Regions from separate parts of the Homo sapiens genome. Here region 2 is linked to region 1. The links are chromatin contacts, found by Hi-C or POLR2A ChIA-PET in ENCODE. All regions are on one chromosome and are shown on one strand. The core of a region is the stretch at or near the end of the contact, and the rest is flanking DNA. Distances in the headings are between cores, read along the strand shown.

Region 1 (5,473 bases), core at 496-2,995:
GTTCCAGGCACTGAGGGATCTGGAGCCTACGCCCACCGGGGCCCCAGGCTCCACTGCCTGCTCCCATCTGGGTCAGTCCTGGCCTGAGATAGAAGATGATCCTTCCACCATCCCGACAGTGGATGGGATAGCCCTTGGAGTCCAAGAGGCCTCACTGTGGAATGAGGCTTGGCTGATTCAGAAAGGAGGGAGGTTGAAGCTGCACCAGACCCGGCTTCCTGTCTGGAACCTGCCACTCTGTGTGCCGGTGGCAATCGCAGCCTCTCTCTGGGGCTCAGTTTCCCTACCCGTAGGCATTTCCCTGCCAGCCGGCTCCCTGCACTCTTTCTCGTCTCAGGGACTGGCATCAAGCCTGGCCACCTTCCTTGGCTTCCCCTCACACCCCAGTGCTGTCGTGATCCTGACAAACAGACCTGCTGCTCCCTCCCTGCTCCCAGGCCCGCTGTCTCTCCTGGATTAGATCAGCCTCCTCCTGGGCTCTGCTTCTGCCTTGCGCCTGCAGTCTGTGTTCCTCTCAGAGACAGAGGGATCCGTTCAAGTCATGTCGCCTGCTGCTCAAAACCAGTGCCTTCCAACCTCACAAGTCCCCAGGGCCCTTCCTCTCCTCTCGGATCGCACCTTTTACCGGCTTCCCCCTACACACTCTGTCCGCGAAAACCCGCCTCCCCACCTGGACGCATCCGCACGCTTGTAGGCTGCTGTGGTCACTGCCTGGGGTTCCCTTTCCTGCACAGCGCAGCAGCATCTTCATTTCACTCCTGCCTCTGCACAAATGTCGCCTTTCAGACACCCTCTCCAGCCACCCTGTCTAACACAACATGACTCCCACCCTGGCCCTGCCCCCCATGCTTTATTTTTCTTCAAGTCACTTATTGTAGAATTATTTGTTACTTCCTTTACTATCTGTCTCTCTCTGAGAAGGAAAGCTTCAGAAGGCCAAAACTCCATCCCTCTAGTTCACTGCTGTAGTCCCAGCCACCAGAACAGGGCCTGGTTCACAGTAGGTACTCAATGAATATTTGTGCAGTGAGAGAACGAAGGCATTGGAAGAGACAAGCTCTAATTCTTTTTCTTTTTTTTTTTCGAGATGGGGTCTCATTTTGTTGCCCAGGCTGGACTGCAGTGGTGCAATCATAGCTCACTGCAGCCTCAACCTCCTGGGCTCAAGCGATCCTCCTGCCTCAGCCTCCCGAATAGCTGGGATTATAGGCGTGTGCCACCACGCCTGGCTAAATTTTTTTTTTTTTTTGAGAGACGGGGTCTCATTAGGTTGCCCAGGCTGGTCTCGAAAACCTGGCTTTAAGTGATCCACTCAGCCTCACAAAATGCTGGGATTACAGGTGCGAGGCACCACACCTGGTCATAAACTCTAATTCTTATAAGAACCCTATTTCTCCAGGGAACATTGACACCCCAGCTATTCAACTTTCTCTTGATGTTGACACATTGTTAAAATCAGAGAATAAAAGTCAAATCCTTTGCACTTGAGCCCGGGAGTCAGTGGATAGAACAGAAGTCCAGAGGCAAGCAACCTCCTCTCAGACCACCATGTGGACGGGGCCAGCTCAGAGCACGGCTTCCCTGACCGGGCCGTCCACCCCACCCGCCCACACCCCTCCCACGGCAGCCTCCTGCCAGCACCCGCACCCACCCATCAGGGCGCCGAGTGGCCGGCGGGCGGAATGAAAGGGCTGCTGTCAGCAGCTGCGGATAGGGCTCCTCAAGGTTAGGCGGGCGTTATCAGTGCCCGGCGCGAGCTCAGTCACGGAATGATGTTTTCCAAATGTTTGCTCAGTATTAGCAGGGTCGGGGACCTAATGTAACTTCTATTGAATATTAACCGACCTGGGCAGAGGCGGAGAGGTGATGAGCCTGTCTTCCCAGGGAACTCCTGGGTAGGGGGCTGTGGGGAGCAGGGCAGGGGCTTCCGAGGAAGGCCTCTTCAGATGGCCCCTGGCCCATCACCTACGCTCACCTCCTGCAACTCTGGGTCCGCTTTCTGGGCTGGGTTTTTGATGCCAGGAGCCGAATATTTGTCCTGGGCCTGACAGCTTAGGCCAAGGCAGGTGTCTGTCTCCCTGGCTTTCGGTTGCAGGAAAGAATTCTTGACCTGCTGTTGGCCCACTGACCCCCAGGGTTCTCCCTGGATTCTTTGGCCTTCCAGGGAGCCCCTTCCAGCCATGGTGGACTATCCTGTGGCAGAGACTTATAGGCCCATGAGACCTGAAGCCCCTCTCTGTGGTCGAGAGAAAGTTTCAGCCATCTAGATCAAGAAATGTGCCTCCCAAGCTGATCACTGCAAGTTTCACTCCAGGGAGCTTGGTGTCTGCTCAGCTCTGGGGAGCCTGAGTTCTAGACCTGACTCCACCCCTGACCCGTCACATCACCTCTCTAGCCTCAGTGTCCTCTTCTGTAAAGTGGGGAGCAGGTAGATTTGATGACCTCTTATAGACTCAGCTGGTCTTGAAATCCTACCTTTCCAGCTCACACTTTCTGGTTCTCAGGGACTATTTTAGGGTTTCAGTCCTCAAATTCTCCTAAGGTCATCAAGAAAAAGAAATAAAAACTTGTCCCAACTCTCCTGGCCAGTGAGACTTCCACCGAGACTTTCTTTTGGCTTTGGGAGCTTCCCAGCAGGCTGAGGAGGGGTGGTGGGGCCTAGAAGACAGGCACAGCTAGGAATACCCTCATTTCCTATGGCTTGACCACAGTGGCAACTGAACACTTTGTCACTCTGGCCCGTTCTCAAAACAACCAAGTGACTGCATGTGTCATGATCTTCCAGGTAACCCAGGCATGTAAACAAACACTAGCATCGACTAACCCACGCTCACTCGCCATCAGCCAACTCTCCTATCCTCCGGGCAGCATGTCCGTTTCCCTGGGCCAGGAAGCAAGCAGCTATTTTCAAGGCTGAGCTAAGGCTGAATGGTCTGGGGCTCTCATCCCCCTTCCAGGAGCCTAGTAAGGGGTTTGCTGGCTTTGCAGCAGCTCAAGAAAGGGCCAGGGGCCGGGCGCAGTGGCTCATGCCTATAATCCCAGCACTTTGGGAGGCCGAGGCGGATCACCTGAGGTCAGGGGTTCCAGACCAGCCTGGCCAATATGGTGAAACCCTGTCTCTACTAAAAATACAAAATTAGCCAGGTGTGGTGGCACATGCCTGTAATCCCAGCTACTTGGGAGGCTGAGGCAGGAGAATCACTCACACCCAGGAGGTGGAGGTTGCAGTGAGCCGAGATACTGCCATTGCACTCCAGCCTGGGCAACAAGAGCGAAATTCCATCTAAAAAAAAAAAAAAAAGAAGGGACCAGGGAACAAACACACCCATCCTAGTGGGCAGTGTGACTTGTGCAGGTAGGTCAGGGAGTGAGGAGCGAGACTCATAGGGCTGAAGGGTTCATTATCCAATGTCCTCATTTTATAGATGGGAAAACTAGAGCCCAGAAGAGACAGAAATGTCCCTAAATTACACAAGTGAAAATGACTCTGGATGTCTAATAAAAGACATTTATAACAACTGACCACACGCAGGACCAGGCCACACGCAGTGGAGGTGGGTAGCCATCCACTCAGGAGGGCTGCCAACCCCTCTCCCATCTGCCTGTCACAGACCTGAACTTTCACTGTGAGAGAGCTGTTCTCTCAAACACAGTGCCCTCTGGATGACACCTATGAGGAATCATAGTGCCTAAAATCTTAGGCTTTTGGGATAATGGAATCACTGACTAATACAACCACAGAAATGTTGGAACCTTAGACTGTAGTTCTCAATCTTTTTCTTGCCTCCAACTGTTCACACATGCATCAGGTTCCCATTCATAATCTTTCCCAGTCCACAAAATGGAAGTTGAAGTGGATGAGACAGGCTTAACCCCATTGAAAACTGGGTTTGGGAGAGGAGGGAGTATTTGCAGCTTAAAAAGCCCCTCTTGCCCTTGGAGAACCACTGATATCTAGATGTTAGAATTGCAGCGTTCAGAGCAGGCCTTGGGGACCACCCACTCCTGCATCGGGATCAGCAAGCCCAGATTTTCCAAGACAGCTCATGAGCCCAGACTAAGGTCCCATAAGGATGAGACATAGAAGATATTTCCAAGGGAGGGGGCAGAGAAAACAGGGGGCCAGGAGCAGATACAGGGGAAAGAGAGTCTACCAAAGCCTCCCCTCCCCTCCTTCTCAGTGGGCCCTGGAGCAAGCTGGGTCCTACGTTCCTGCTTCTGGGGTGTGCTGGGGTGATGGGGGTGAGGGGTGTTTGTACCGAACTAGCAGGACTAGACCAAGGTTTGGCTGGTACGGCACAACTGTGGGCTAGAAGGGAAGGTCTGGGACTAGTCGCAGAGCTGGGAAAGGTTGAGTTTAGAGGAGCAGGAAATGAAGAGATTCGAAAATGAACTCGTTACTTTTTTATTTTTTTTGAGAGAGTCTCGCTGTCTTGCCCAGTCTGGAGTGCAGTGGCATGATCTCAGCTCACTGCAACCGCCTCCTCTTGGGTTCAAGCAATTCTCCTGCCTCAGCCTTCCGAGTAGCTAGGACTACAGGCATGCACCACCACGCCCAGCTAATTTTTTTGTATTTTTAGTAGAGACGGGGTTTTACCATGTTGGTCAGGATGGTCTCGAACTCTTGACCTCAAATGATTTGCCTGCCTCGGCCTCCCAAAGTGCTGGGATTACAGGCCTGATTCACTGCGCCTGGCCTCAAGTTACTTTAAAGCAGTTAAAAGATTTTTGCTTCCCTTGCTTGGGCTGAAAACAATTTTAAATGTCCCTGGTATCTGGAGAGCATAAAATAATAGACAGTGCTGAAGTGTGGTCCAAATAGCAGAAGCTCTGGGACTTCAGATCTTCCAAGGATCAGTTGTGGGGCCCTAGGCAAGTTGCTTAACCATTGTGGGCCTCAGTTCCTTCATCCACAAAAAGGGAGGAATTGTAATAGGTTCAATGGGCTGGGCTCATTTCATTTTCACAACATTTTCCCATATAGGGTTGTCATGAAAATGAAATGAACCCAACCTACTGAAGTGTGGAAAAAGCACAGCCCAGTGACTGATACCTGCTGGTAGCAGGAAGCCTGGCAAGACCTTAATAAATGTTGTGCTCTGGTCTTCTCCTCCTTTGTCCAGGATGGGTCTGGGGTCTTGTTCCCATTTTCTAGAATGTGAAGACTTTGGAGATCACGTGATACCCACGAATGAATACTAAGGGAACTGGGGCATTTGTCCCTGGGACCGGAAGCTCAGGCATCGGGCTCCTCTGGCTGTCCCTTTTGTAAAGTTGGGATAGTGAGTACTCAGATGTTTGCAATATCATTCTCTATGCTTGTCCTAACGTTCGAAATATTATATTAAACACACACACACACACACACACACACACACACACAACGTGGCTGCTTTGTGGTGGCGCAGACAGGCAGGCAGGGGTGGTGGTTGCTGGGAGCCTGAGGAGCCAAGAGTGGGAGCTTATCTCTCTG
Region 2 (7,473 bases), core at 556-3,055, 39 kb before region 1:
TCACCCTAGCCCTGCCTGATGGTAATATTTCCCTCCAGTTTAACAGACTGACCTTTTACTTGTATTAAATTACAGGTTTGATGTTGAAAATGATATTTGCACTACGTATTGTAGAACCCCTCTCAAGCATCCCTATGATATAATTTCTGCAAAACACTAATCTTGCTTATATTTTCCTCACGTTACAGATTGGGAAAGTGAGGCCCAGGGGTGCAAACCAGTCCAATATTAGCGGCAGAGCTCTTCCCTAGACCCGTCTTGAAGCTGCTGCCCCATCATTTCCTCCAGGTAGCTGGTGGATACTGTTTATCTGGTGCTCACTATGCCCTAGGTAACACTGTAAGTGATTTTCATTAAATTTAATCTCATTCAATCTTAGGAGGTGGGTTCTACCATTATAACCATTTTAGAGACGGGATGCTCATAGTTGTCTTCTGTCCCACTCACCCACCCATACCCCTGGGACTAGAATTCATTCATTTGGTACATCTTTGCCTGATTGTGGTTTCCTTGGAACTTTTGTTACAGGGAAACTCACCAGGGTTTCCTGGGTCTTGTTTAGCCATTGAGCCTAACCTTCTGTCTGTTTTAAGACTTTTTTTTGGGGGGGGTGGGGGGGACAGAGTCTTGCTCTGTCACCCAGGTTGGAGTGCAGTGGCGCAATCTCAGCCCACTGCAACCTCCACCTCCCAGATTCAAGCAGTTCTCCCTGCCTCAGCCTCCCGAGTAGTGGCTTGGGATTACAGGCGCTCACCACCATGCCCAGATAATTTTTTTTTTTTTTGGTATTTTTAGTAGAGACAGGGTTTCACCATGTTGGCCAGTCTGGTTTCAAACTCCTGACCTCAGGTGATCCACCCACCTTGGCCTCCCAAAATGCTGGGATTACAGGCGTGAGCCACTGAGCCTGGCCTTGTTTTAAGATATTTTTAAAGGACCTTTTGTTTCAATTGGCAAATGTCTGCTGCTCTCCTACTACTGGGGCTACGTGGTGACTGACAAAGAGACTTTGCCCTCAAGGACTCGAGGCTGCTGGGGAACCCCGCTCACCAGGGTCTCTCTCCACTGCACTATGGCCAGCTTGAGGGCAAGGATGGGGTCTTTTCATCTCTGTGTCACTAAGAGGAGATCAACAGCAGGTGTGGAAACTGGCAGATCACACCACAAAGCAGAGAGGCCAGCAGGAGTCCAGAATCCCAGCCATGAACTGTCGGGCTTCAGGCAGGGAGCAGTGGGAGACCCAAAGTCTCCGTGCTATTGATATTTGGGGCTGGCTAATTCTGTTGTGGGGGATGTCCTGTGCGGAGTAGGATGGTTAGCACTATCTGTTGCCTCTGCCAGTAGCATCTTCTCTACCAGTCATGACAACCTAAAGTGTCTCCAGACATCACCGAATGTCCCCTGGGGGCAAAGTCACCCCAGATTGTGAACCACTGGCTTAACTGAAGCAAACTTAATGAAGGAAGTGTTTGCAGAGGTGAGGCATGCAGGGACTGGCAACAGTGGGGAGCTGTTAGCACCCCAAGGCCAAAGAGGTGAGAGAGAGAATGGTGTTACTTGACCCAGAGATAGCTGGAGCCATATAAGTGAGGCTAAGACAGGAGTTAAGACCATGGAGAAATTCAGCCACTGCCAAAATTAAGGCAAAACAGGGAGGGAGCTGGGGGTGGCATAAACATGCCCAGTTCTCCCTCATCCTGCCCTTTTATCTCTGCCGATTCCTCCCCTTGGCTGAATGTATTGTGATGTCAGAAGGCACAGGTGCCTCCAGGCCACAGAGCAGGACAGACAGGGTTGGAGATTGGACCACTCGTGTGTGGATGAGGTGGGTAAGCAGAGAAGAACCATCACAGGGAGGCAGGAACAGGCCCCAGAAGACAGGACATTTGTGTACTTCTTGGAGGACGTGTACTTCCCCAGTTGGAGAAAGCTGGGAAACAGTATCTCACCAGCAGGAAGAGCAGGCATGAAGCCATGGAGCTCTGAGACAGCCTGGCTCCCTGCATTGTTTATTTAATTGTGATTGTTTGTTTGATTGATTCTGCTCTGTGTGCATGTGGTGAAAGTAAAACATTTCAAAAGGTACAAAAGGGCATAAAATGAGAAGTAGGTCTTCCTCCCACCCCGACCCCAGCTACCCAGCCCCCCAACACCCACCCCGAAAGCCATCTCACTCTCCGGTCTCTCATCGCCTTCCGGAAATAGTTGGTGCACATGCTAGCTTGTGTCACTTAAACTCCTAATTTGATTTAATTTCACGGGTGTTTACAGAGCCCCTACTGTGTGCAAAGAAATGAACTGAGCTCTCTGGCCTCACACCCTAAGCCCAACCCTGATCCACTAAGCACTGGCAGCTTCAGGCCCACCACTGCTGGCCTCCCATCTCTTTCTCCAAGCAACGGGTAAGCCTGTCACAGTTATGTTGTTCAATTTATTTTATTTTATTTTATTTTATTTTTTGAGGTGGAGTCTTGTTCTGTCACCCAGGCTGGAGTGCAGTGTAGCTATCTCAGCTCACTGCAACCTCTGTCTCCCGGGTTCAAGCGATTCTCCCACTGCAGCCTCCCGAATAGCTGGGATTACAGGCACCCGCCACTACGCCCTGCTAATTTTTGTGTTTTTAGTAGAGATGGGGTTTGACCATGTTGGCCAGGCTGGTCTTAAACTCCTGGCCTCAAGTGATCCACCTGTCTCGGCCTCCCAAAGTGCTGGGATTACAGGTGTGAGCCACCATGCCCGGCTTCAATGGATGTTTTGTGGATTGGACTGAATTAAAACTGAACCATTGGTGAGAAGCAAATTAGAATGCAGGAGACACATAAACCTTGGGTGTGGTTCAGGAGACCATGTGTTTTGGGGAGAGGAGTGAGGGTTCTGTCTCCAAAGACTTGCTCTTGCTGGAGCCAATGGACAGTTAGTTGTCTAAGAAGGGAATGCCTATAGTGTGACCTAGAGGGGGCGCTAGAGTGTGAGCAGGTTGGGACTTGATCTGGCTTAGATCAGTCCAGGGAAGACCAGATCTTGCCTGGCTACCCCCAGCTGGTGTCTGTAGCCCTTGGGGGAGTTTAAGACCAGGAAAGGGGAGTTTCTGGCCAGCTGCAGAAATGGGGAATTCCACAAACAACATGTAAACTTGTCGGTACCCGGAAGCAAACAACCAAATCTGGGTATCAGATGCCCAGGCAGAAGCCGGGAGGCCAGAGCAGCCCAGGTCTCCAGGAGCAGACAAGGACCAGGCTCTTCCTTGCCTGCCCTGCTCTTCCCTGCTGATGTCTTGTTCTCTCAACACCCGGCTCTTTCCTGACAGTGCCTGTGTGTTGAGCACTTCCAGACAAACACGCCTGCCATGATGGACCACATTTCTGTGCAGATGCTGAGTACACACCGTCTCCCACTCCCACGGCTGCTTTGCAAGGACAGTGTTAATGATCCTCACTTTGTAAACAAGGAAAACTGAAGCTCAGAAAGGAGGGATGGAGGGCGGTAAGGTTGGGCATCCTACACATATGGTGATATCATTGAACATTTTGTGTTGAAGAATGATGGAGTGTTGAACACAGAATCAGAGAATTTTACTTTATTTTATTTTTTGAGAAGGAGTCTCAATCTGTCAACCAGGCTGGAGTGCAGTGGCGCGATCTCGGCTCAGGGCAACTTCCACCTCCTGGGTTCAAGGGATCCTCCTGCCTCAGCCTCCCGAGTCGCAGGGATCACAGGCATGTACTACCAGGCCCGGCTAATTGTTTTGTGTTTTTGGTGGAGACGGGGTTTCACAATGTTGGCCAGGCTGGTCTCAAACTCCTGACCTCAAGTGATCTGCCCACCTTGGCCTCGCAAAGTACTGGGATTACAGGCATGAGCCACTGTGCCTGGCCAAGAATTTTAGAATCATAAAATCTAGGAGTCCTGGGCTCCTAGGTTACCAGTATAACCCACACTGCCACCAACTCCCTGTCCATTCCCCACACTGTAAATGAAATGTCTCTCTGGGGCCCACCTCCCATTCACTCAGGCCTCTTCTCTCACCTGGGATCTTGTTCCAGACTTGTCTCTTGTCTCTCCTCCTTCCAAACCCGTACACAGGAGCCAGAGGCATCTTTCCAAACTACCAAGCAGATTGTGCCACTCTGCTGCCCCTTAAAACCCTTCCCTGGCTCCCCTTTGCCCTCAGGATAAAGTTCAAACTCCTTGACATGGTTTACTAGGTTCTCAGTCATCTGGCCACAGTCTGGCCACTCTGCCTTCTACCGCCCCCCACCCCCAACTCTATACCAACCCATACAGAACTTGTTTTGCTTCACCAGATGTGCTGGATGCTGGCTCTCTCCCCTGACCCCTGGACCTTTGCACTGGCTGTTCCCGCTACCTGGAACACAGTCTACAACACCACCTCCTTCTCTGGTTGAAGTCCTCTCTCTTCCTGTTTGCTCTGAGGACAGTTTCTGCTCACATCCCTCCTGAATATCTGGGTTGGTGTTCCTTCATTTACCACAGTCCCCACCCCAGCTGCTGTGCTTACCATGTGACAGAGATCACTACATCATGTGTGCCCGTGTGTTTGCCTGTGTCCCCATCCACTCATGAGCCACAGGAGGGCAGATATCGGGATCATCTTTTCTCTACTGAATCCCTAGCACCCAGCACTGTGCCTGGCAGAGAAGAGTTGTTCAGCCAAGATATATGTTGATAAATGAATCATAAGATGTTAGAATCACAAGCTTTTAGAGCCATGGACTTGGTGAAACAGAAGCCTAAAGTCTCAGAATTATATAATCCTAGACTTAGCATTAATTATACACAGAAACTGAGAATCTCCGAATCTTAGGATCTCAAGGTTGAAAGAATTCTTATATAGGCATCTTGTCCAAGGACTATCAGTGGATTAGGAAAATTTTAATTGTGCCCTTCTATATTATTTAATGTATATTTTTACATTTATTTATATAAAAACTATAATACATTTGTCTTTCAAACATTTATTTTATTTTAATAAAAGTTTAGTTGGCGCCTATTGAGTGAGAATGCACTCACCGCAGCGGCCCCAAACATTTATTTTTATAATGTGTCCTTCTATATTTATTAAGCACTTATTTATTAACCAATATTAATTAGCCTATTTATTCTGTGACCAGACACTGTGCTAGGCAACTATGTGAGTCATCTATGTCTGCATAACTAATTACTAATTACCTTAATTTTAAAACAACAAACATGTATTATATCATAGTTTCTGTGTGGTAGGACTTCAGAAATGGCTTGGCTGGATGGTTCTGGCTTAGATCTCTCATGAGGTTGTAGTCAAAATACCAGCTGGGACAGTGATCCCCTGAAAGCTTGACTGGGGCTTGAGAATCCACTTTCAATTTGGCTCACTTGCATGGCTGGCAGTTGGCAGGAGGCCTCAATTCCTCCCATGTGGACCTTGCCATAGGATTGCTTGAGTGTCCTTACAGCATGGCTGCTGGCATCCCCAGAGCAAGGGATTCAAGGTGGCAAGATGAAATCCACAATGCCTCTTATCATCTAGCCTCAAAAGTCACACTCCATCTTTTTCACAATATCCTAGTGATTACACAGACAACGCTACTCAGTTTGGGAGGGGAGTAAATAATGGTGGGAATACCAGGAAATGGGGATCACTGGGGGACATCTTGGAGGCTGGCTACCACAGCAGCATTGAATGAGACTAGAGTCTCTGCTCTTATGGAGTTAACAGTCTAGAGAGGGAAGGATAGAGGAAGACAATCAAACAAGACAATTAGTTAGAGCTGGAGTAAGCAAACTACATTCATAGGCCAAATCCAGCCTACTGCCTACTTTTGTAAATAAAGTTCATTGAACTCAGCCACACCCATTCACTTACATATTGCTTATGGCTGTTTTACGCTGTAAGAGCAGACTTAAGTAGTTGCAGCAGGGACTGTATATCCTGCAAAGCCTCGTGTATTTAGCCAAGTGATCAGGGAAGGCCTCTCCAAGAGGCAACGTTTGAGTAGGGACCTGAATGTTTAGAAGGAAGTGGCCATGAGAAGAGCTGAGGACAGAATGTTCCAGATAAAGGGAACATTAGGGTAAAGGCTGTGAAATGGGAACAGCTTTAGTGTGTTGAGGAACAGGGAGGAGCCCAAGGGGGCTGGAATGGAGTGACCATGGGGAGATGATCTCATAGGCGTGATCAGGAACCAGGTTCTGTAGGACCTTGGGGCCCTGGTGAAGAATTTAAAATTGTTCCAAGAATGATGGGAAGCCATTGGAGGGTTTTAAGCAGAGAGAGGTAGGATCTGATGGGGATGGTAGAGATGCCTGGTGTAGTTTGGCCCCATTCTTTGAGCAAGATGGTGCCTCTACTGGCCCCCTAGAGTGCAGCTGTCCCGGAACCTGTTAGTGTTGACAAGAGTCAGGTGAAGACCTTTGGCATCATCCCACAATTACATGTTCAGGTCTTACCAATCCTTCTGATCTGGAAGTCCTTTCTTTTGACTCACTCTGAGTCCCTTGCTGTCCCTTGCCAGCCTGCCTCTTCTGGATCTAAGAAATCTGTGAAGTTGGAAAGAACACTGCATTTTGAGCCCTGGGTTCCAGACCGTGCCCTTCCCTGACTTGCCTGCAACAGTCCAGCAGCCTCTCTGTGTCTCAGTTTCCTTGTCTGTAAAATGAAGGGAGAGTCCAGTCTGCCTGGCCCAAGACCAGGTGATTAAATGTCCTAGGAAGAGCATGAAGGGCGTGTGGCAGCATGGGTTGGGATGGACTTGGCCAGACTGGGGTTGCTGAGGTGAGCAGTGGGAAGTAGGGGTGGTTGGTACATTGGGAAGAAGGCTTCCGGCTAACCCTCCTCAGCTAGAGTTTTTTGGTTTTTTTTTCTTGAGATGGAGTCTTGCTCTGTCTCCCAGGCTGTAGTGCAGTGGCGTGATCTTGGCTCACTGCAACCTCTGCCTTAGCCTCCGGTTCAAGTGATCCTCCTGCCTTAGCCTCCGGAGTAGCTGGGATTACAGGTGCCCACCACCCCATGCCTGGGTAATTTTTACATTTTTAGTAGAGACAGGGTATCATCATGTTGGCCAGGCTGGTCTTGAACTCCTGACCTCAGGTGATTTGCTCACCTCGGCCTCCCAGAATGCTGGGATTACAGGTGTGAGCCACCATGCTGGCCTGAGTTTTGAACAATAGGAGAACTTACTGCCTCCCAGAGGCCCTTGGGATGGCAGAGTTGGAGTTGTCTGGCTGGGACCAAGACCTTTGAGGGAGGAAGAGCCAGGGGGCTAATCCACATCCAAGTCATCCTCAGGTGTCAGGAAGAGCACAGTATCTGTTGTCAGAGAGAGCCCTGGCACCATCACTGATTTGCCCTGTGGCCTCTGTGTCCTCAGTTTTCTCATCTGTGAAATGAGATAACCTGACTGGAGATGCTTCTGCTGTAAGCAGCACTAGCATTTTATGTACCACTTAGAAAAGACACTGCCAATTAATTGTGAC

Evidence for each region. A loop is a pair of places that touch in the nucleus more often than their neighbours do. ChIA-PET counts read pairs that join two places held with the same protein, here RNA polymerase II (POLR2A). Pooled maps may share reads with other maps.
Region 2: a loop to region 1 is called in a map of right lobe of liver, with 2.1 times the contacts of the local background. The contact joins the promoter of LINC01430 here to the enhancer-like site in region 1. A Hi-C loop is called at or near these places in 4 of 168 maps with a recorded cell type or tissue (HepG2, dorsolateral prefrontal cortex, lower leg skin and 1 more) and 1 of 50 pooled maps. POLR2A ChIA-PET finds 5 or more read pairs at or near these places in 3 of 52 experiments (HepG2, MCF 10A and activated CD4-positive, alpha-beta memory T cell).

The regions. Positions count from the first base shown.
Region 1 is chr20:44,407,668-44,413,140 of GRCh38, reverse strand. All of the region lies in intron 3 of HNF4A (hepatocyte nuclear factor 4 alpha), which reads right to left. MIR3646 (microRNA 3646) reads right to left here and starts at 5,021; the gene lies at 4,938-5,021. Within about 2 kb of position 1,745, at least 4 of the 41 ENCODE cell types and tissues checked have a DNase peak (open chromatin) inside an H3K27ac peak, as active enhancers do; they include right lobe of liver, where a contact is called at or near this core.
Region 2 is chr20:44,444,889-44,452,361 of GRCh38, reverse strand. It overlaps LINC01430 (long intergenic non-protein coding RNA 1430), which reads left to right and starts at 1,805. Exons shown (of 3, transcript NR_109893.1): 1 at 1,805-1,825; 2 at 2,272-2,402; 3 at 3,308-3,585. It overlaps LINC01620 (long intergenic non-protein coding RNA 1620), which reads left to right. Exons shown (of 3, transcript NR_132343.1): 3 at 189-378.